Regions from separate parts of the Homo sapiens genome. Here region 2 is linked to region 1. The links are chromatin contacts, found by Hi-C or POLR2A ChIA-PET in ENCODE. All regions are on one chromosome and are shown on one strand. Each heading gives the region's core, a stretch centred on a gene start or an enhancer-like site at or near the end of the contact. The rest is flanking DNA. Distances are from core to core; before and after follow the strand shown.

Region 1 (2,768 bases), core at 174-2,673:
TGAGAAACGTCATCAAGCTATACAATTATTATTTGTTCATATTTCTGTATGTACAGTAGACTTAAAATGTTTTTTAAAAAAATACAATGAGCAAAAAGAAAAAAAAGGAATGTGTCATTTGTTTGTCCTCCTATCCATCCACCGATCCCTGCGTCCACAGAATAATGAAATCCTAAGTTCCAAGCTTCCACCTGAAGCTTACAGTCTCCAGAGGAGGCACGCAAGCACATTCCATAGGAGTCGTATTTGAACATGGGGATCTTTTGTTTTGAGCAAAAAGTTCCCTGTGCATAATTTCAAGTGAGCGTTCTATAGAACAGCACTTGTCACTTGGGAAGACCGATATAAAAATAAATTCTAGGCCGGGCGCGGTGGTTCATTTCTGTAATCTCAGCACTTTGGGAGGCCAAGATGGAAGGATCACTTGAGGCCGGGAGTTCAAGACCTGGCCAACATGGCAAAACCTCGTCTCTACTAAAACTACAAAAATATGGCCAGGCGCCGTGGCTCATGCCTGTAATCCCAGCATTTTGGGAGGCTGAGGCGGTCGGATCACCTGAGATCAGGAGTTTGAGACCAGCCTGGCCAACATGGTGAAACCCTAGCTCTACTGAAAATACAAAAATTATTTGGCTATGGTGGTGTGTGCCTGTAATTCTAGCTACTTGGGAGGCTGAGGCAGGAGAATCGCTGGAACCCGGGAGGCGGAGGTTGCAGTGAGCCAAGATTGCACCGCTGCACTCCAGCCTGGGTGACAGAGTGAGACTCTGTCTCAAAAAATAAAATAAAAATACAAAAATTAGTGGGGCATAGTGGTGGGCGCCTGCAGTCCCAGCTACTTGGGAGTCTGAGATGGAAGAATCACCAGAGCCTGGGAGGTCGAGGCCACGATAGAGCATGCAGTGAGTGCTGCACTCCAGCCTAGGCAACAGAGTGAGACCCTGTCTCAAAAAATAATAAAACAAATTATAGGTTTGGTATAAAATACTTAGCCCCTTCAATTTCAAGAATAAATCTTGTTACCACCCTCAAAGCAAGATGGGAAGAGAGGCAGAAACCCCTCACGGTGTACTTGGGGATGAATTTGTCCCCTGAGACAGCTAATCACGCTGGAGGCAGGCCTGCACCCCGGCCTCCCTCGCAGCTCACAGTCTCAGCGGGGGACAGTGCCAGAGTTGGGTTCTTACCCACCAGAGAGGCTCCCAGGCCCCTCTCAGACCAGACTGAAGCAGAATTCTCCTCTCTGCCTTCTAGAATGTCTCGTAAAAGCTGCTCCTCTTGGGGAGGCTCTGGGCTTTGGAGAGAGCACCTGGAATTCCCCACTAGAAAAGCCCAAAAACTGAAAAATATTCATTACGTATTTTCAATACAGAGTTCCTGACGTTTTCCAGCAGAGGGCGCTAGAGAAGAGCCGGCCAAACCTGCAGAGCGTTGACCAAAGTCACAAGAGTAAACCAAACGCCTCGCCCTACCAGGCGTCTCCCCACCAGCTCGACCCCGCGGATTTCTCCCACAGAACACAGCCCCAGCCCTGGGCCTCCACGTGTGGCAGAGCAGGGAGCAGGCCCTGGGACACTTTCCTACTCAACAAATGTAAGCTGTCTATACATGATGGTCACTGTCTTGTGATAAGACTTTGAAGAATTGCTTGGTATTCAGAGCACTTCGGGGCGATCCACGGGGAGCCCCACAGTCTTGCATGGTCCACGCGTTCCTCTGCTCATTTCAGAGTGATCCTTCCTCTGTACCGCCTCTGCTCTTTTTCTCGTTCTTATTTTTTCTCCTTTGAGGGGAAGTAGAGGACTCCAGGTAGCAGTTAGTTGTACAGGACAACCCCAAATCCTACCCCTACAAGGCTTACTTTAGTAAAGCGAGTTGTTTTTGACACAGTAGAATTAGTACTACCTCAACCAGTAGTCTTTGAATTGATCCCTTAACTGATTAAGGGATGATTTTAGCAAACATTTACAAAAGGAAGGAATTTTTTTAAAAATAAAATGTTGTTTTCTAATTTTATTTTTTTCTAAGTCCTCTTTTTTCTCTCTGGAGGCCTGTAGAATCTTCTCTGTATTATTGGCGGCTGAACAGAGCAGAGCGCTGGGTGAATTCTAGAGTTAGATCTCCCTTCTGGAGCGAGGCACTCACACCCCCAGCTGCTGGGAGAGCCATTGCTCACAGCTCACAGCTGAGAGCTTCTCTGGGCATTGACTACCCTGGCCAAGGTTGTGGTGACTCTCTCGGGAGGCAGCTTGCAGCCAATGTCTGGACAATATGGAGGGAAAAGGGCCAGTCCTCTCACCTCAATTCAGGATGATGCCAAAGGGACATCCTAGCTCCAGAGCTCCCTGTGGGATCACTTGAGCCTTTATCTTGCCAGACAACATGCACATCCCTGCCCTAGGCTGTGTCCCCACCTCCCTCCTGGATTCCAGAGCAAGAACCAGGGTCAAGTCACAACATAAACGAGGGGCAGGAACATGAGGAGAGGAACGATTTGGTGATGGAGCTGTGACCCACGCTCCCATGTGCCATCACCCCCACACCAGCGCCCTTCCCTCAGATCGCACTCAGAGGCACATGGGAGAGTCCCTTGTGATCACCTGACAGAGGAGGGGAAAGGTTAAGCTTGGTGCAGGGGTGAGTGAGCTTGAAATGTGGGCACAAAATAAAAACTGGCTGCAGATGTACTCTGGCCGCCTCATTCAGGGTGGTCATGAGAGACGGCGGTAATGGGGAAGCTCTCGCAGTGGGCAGGGCTTCAGGCAGTG
Region 2 (2,768 bases), core at 131-2,630, 72 kb after region 1:
TGGTGAGGCATAGCTGAAATAACGTGGGTTTAAGAAAAGAATGGGAATTGAATTGGAAACAGCCAGTAATGGCTACTCTTTCTAGGAGTTTTGCTAAAAAAACAGATTTGAGAAATGAAGCAGTAGCTGGAGAGGAGAGTGGGGCCAGGAGAAAGGCTTTGGTTGAGGTTGAAGACAGACAGTACGTATGTTGATGGGAATGATGCAGCAAAGGGTGGGAAATGGATGATGCAAAAGAGAGAGGAGTGAATTGCTGGAGCCAATTCTGTGAGAGATAAGAGGATACAGGGTCCATGACTTTATAACACAGGTGGAGGGAATGGCCTTAGCTGGAGCTCAGCAAGTTTATTCATGGTTACAGAAGTAAAGGCAGAGTCTATGAGCACAGAAGCAGGTGAGTGGTAAACATCGTGGTGGAAGGAAGTTTAAGTTCTTACTTGCTTGCTTCTGTTATTTCAGTGGGAAAGTAAGTGGTCTGCGGCAATACATGGGCTTTACCAACCATCATTAGGGTCCCACTTGAAGTCCATAATCATGAACTTAAAGGGAGAGCAGTTAGTGTGACAATGCTGTTGTCCAGCCACATTCAGTGGCCCAGGTGCGAGCACAAAGTAGGCAGTGCTTTGGACTTCATCAGGGTCAGGGAATTGTCAAGAGAAAACTGGTAAGAGAAAGGGGTAAGGCAGTTGAGAGCTTAGGCAAAGGAGTGGCTGTGGAATTTAAGCTGGGCTAAGAGGAAAGGGAAGATGTCGGGGGTTGAGGGACAGCAAAGATACAGTGGGATGTATGGATTGTAGCTCCCAGAGGAGGTGAAGGATTGCTTGAACTCGTGTACTTTAATTAGCTCCATTCTGAGGATGAAGAACTCCAGCTCAGAGAGGGTAAAGTAGCTTTCAAGTAAAGTCACCAGGGATTCAAAGCTAGGCTGCCCAGCTCCTGTAATAGTGGGAACATCTCTTCACAGCTCAACATTTGATCAGAAAGAAAGAGAAAAAAGAGCAATTGATATTAATAGTCACCAAGAGCTCTGAAAACCAGACCTGGAGGTCTCTGCGAGAGGTCCCTCATGTTGTGAGAGCTTGGTTTTACCTTCTGAGTGACATTATTGCATGCGCTTTTTAGAAGACTCTTGGTTATTTTTCTTATAATCCAATTTTTAATTCTTTGAGTTCTCCCTAGAAAAGGAACATAGCAAAAGAGTTGGCCTATGGGTAGGAAAACGAAAACTAAAGTTTCCATGGATCTTGTGCACCTGGTGCATGTATACTTCCTTACTGACCCATTTCCTGCAGCCCATGGAAGATTTCATCAAAGGAAGTACGTGTCACAATTACATCATGAACCCAATTGTTTAAAGTTTCTATTACAGCCAATTAATTATAATGAGAACCGGGAGGCTCTCTATTTCTGCCCTGATACTTTGGCCAATGGCATCACACACCAATTATGGGAAGATGTCTGTAACAGGAAGTTTTGTAAGAGAAATTTTATAAGGCTGTTTGTGTATTGTGCCCTCAATTGTATTTGCAATATCGTTTCCTACTGTTGATTGTCCCGTAATTCTGGTCATGCAACAACTCCAGCATTGGTAATGTGTTTATTTCCAGAGGAGGTGGTTTGGGTGGGGAAGGAGGGGAGAGCTAAGAGGTTGTTATTTGTGTGTTTAAAAAGGCAGGTTAGCCTGAATATAATTACCTTCTTTTTTCTTCTTGCTAAAGAGAGAAGGAAAAAAAAAAAAACCACATGTAAACTTGATTATTTAGGAGATGAGCATATTAAAATAATTTGATGAAATTGGGTCATATGAAACGAAAATAAGGTTGTGAAGAAGGAGAAATTTTCTCTACTCATTGTTCTCTACTCATTTCCGTATTATTCCCACCCCACCCCACCATTTCACCCTCGCTGGGCTTTCTGGGATCTCTCATTACTTTATAAATCCTGACTTCTGACGTAGAAGAAAGAACAGAAGCTTGGACTTCAGAAAGATCTGAGTTTTTATATAAGTTCCATCTACTAATGTATATCCTTAAGCCAGATAAGGCTCTCTGAGCCTGTTTCCTCCTCCCCATTCTGTAAAGTGGGGATTATAATACCTACCTCATGGGGTGGTTTGTAAGACTTAAATAAGTAGGAACAGCACCTGGTTGCTTACAGTTGGCCCAGTGTCCTGTTGTCTTCTGTTCCTCAACCTGTCCCTTGAGTCTGCCAATCATCTCTTCCTAATCTTCGTATATATTGCCTGCAATGTCTCCTGCACTCTGGCTAATTTGATATGACTTCCCTCTTTCCCTTTCATCCATTCATCCTCCTTTCTTTCTTTCCTTCCAGTCTCCAAAATCCCAATTGCCCAATAAAGCTTATCCATGTATTCTGAAGACATAATTTACATATCAAGTTTACCTCGAAATCGTTTGTAAATTTCCATGACTCACTTTAATATATATGCACCATGACATCAATCATATATTCATTTATTCATTCAATTATTTGATTTGCACAGTGGTCCAACATCTCTCTTTTTGTTTATGTTTCTCCAGGTTGATATTGTAGCTGAAATCTTATATTTTTGTAGTGCTTCATACTTTGTTTCTGACATGTTTTATCATGGATTATCTCAGTGGAACCTTATAACATCATGTGAGGTAAGCAGGTCAGATATTGTCATCATTTTCTAGCTTTATAAATGTAAAAACAGGCTCAGTACAGTAGGTAGTTTACCTACCCAAGATCACAACACTGGTTTGTGGAAACCAAGCCATCTTGAC

What was found. Hi-C counts contacts between places; a loop is a spot of excess contacts on that map. ChIA-PET counts read pairs that join two places held with the same protein, here RNA polymerase II (POLR2A). Pooled maps may share reads with other maps.
Region 2: a loop to region 1 is called in a map of endothelial cell of umbilical vein, with 4 times the contacts of the local background. The contact joins two enhancer-like sites. A Hi-C loop is called at or near these places in 5 of 168 maps with a recorded cell type or tissue (A673, Right ventricle myocardium inferior, dorsolateral prefrontal cortex and 2 more), 2 of 37 single-sample maps with no recorded cell type and 6 of 50 pooled maps. POLR2A ChIA-PET finds 5 or more read pairs at or near these places in 3 of 52 experiments (CD4-positive, alpha-beta T cell, GM12878 and MCF 10A).

Annotation. Positions count from the first base shown.
Region 1 is chr20:20,823,791-20,826,558 of GRCh38, reverse strand. No RefSeq gene overlaps it. Among named protein-coding and RNA genes, the nearest start is that of RALGAPA2, 110 kb to the right of the region's middle. Within about 2 kb of position 1,423, at least 2 of the 41 ENCODE cell types and tissues checked have a DNase peak (open chromatin) inside an H3K27ac peak, as active enhancers do; they include A673, where a contact is called at or near this core.
Region 2 is chr20:20,751,548-20,754,315 of GRCh38, reverse strand. No RefSeq gene overlaps it. Among named protein-coding and RNA genes, the nearest start is that of RALGAPA2, 40 kb to the right of the region's middle. Within about 2 kb of position 1,380, at least 4 of the 41 ENCODE cell types and tissues checked have a DNase peak (open chromatin) inside an H3K27ac peak, as active enhancers do; they include A673, where a contact is called at or near this core.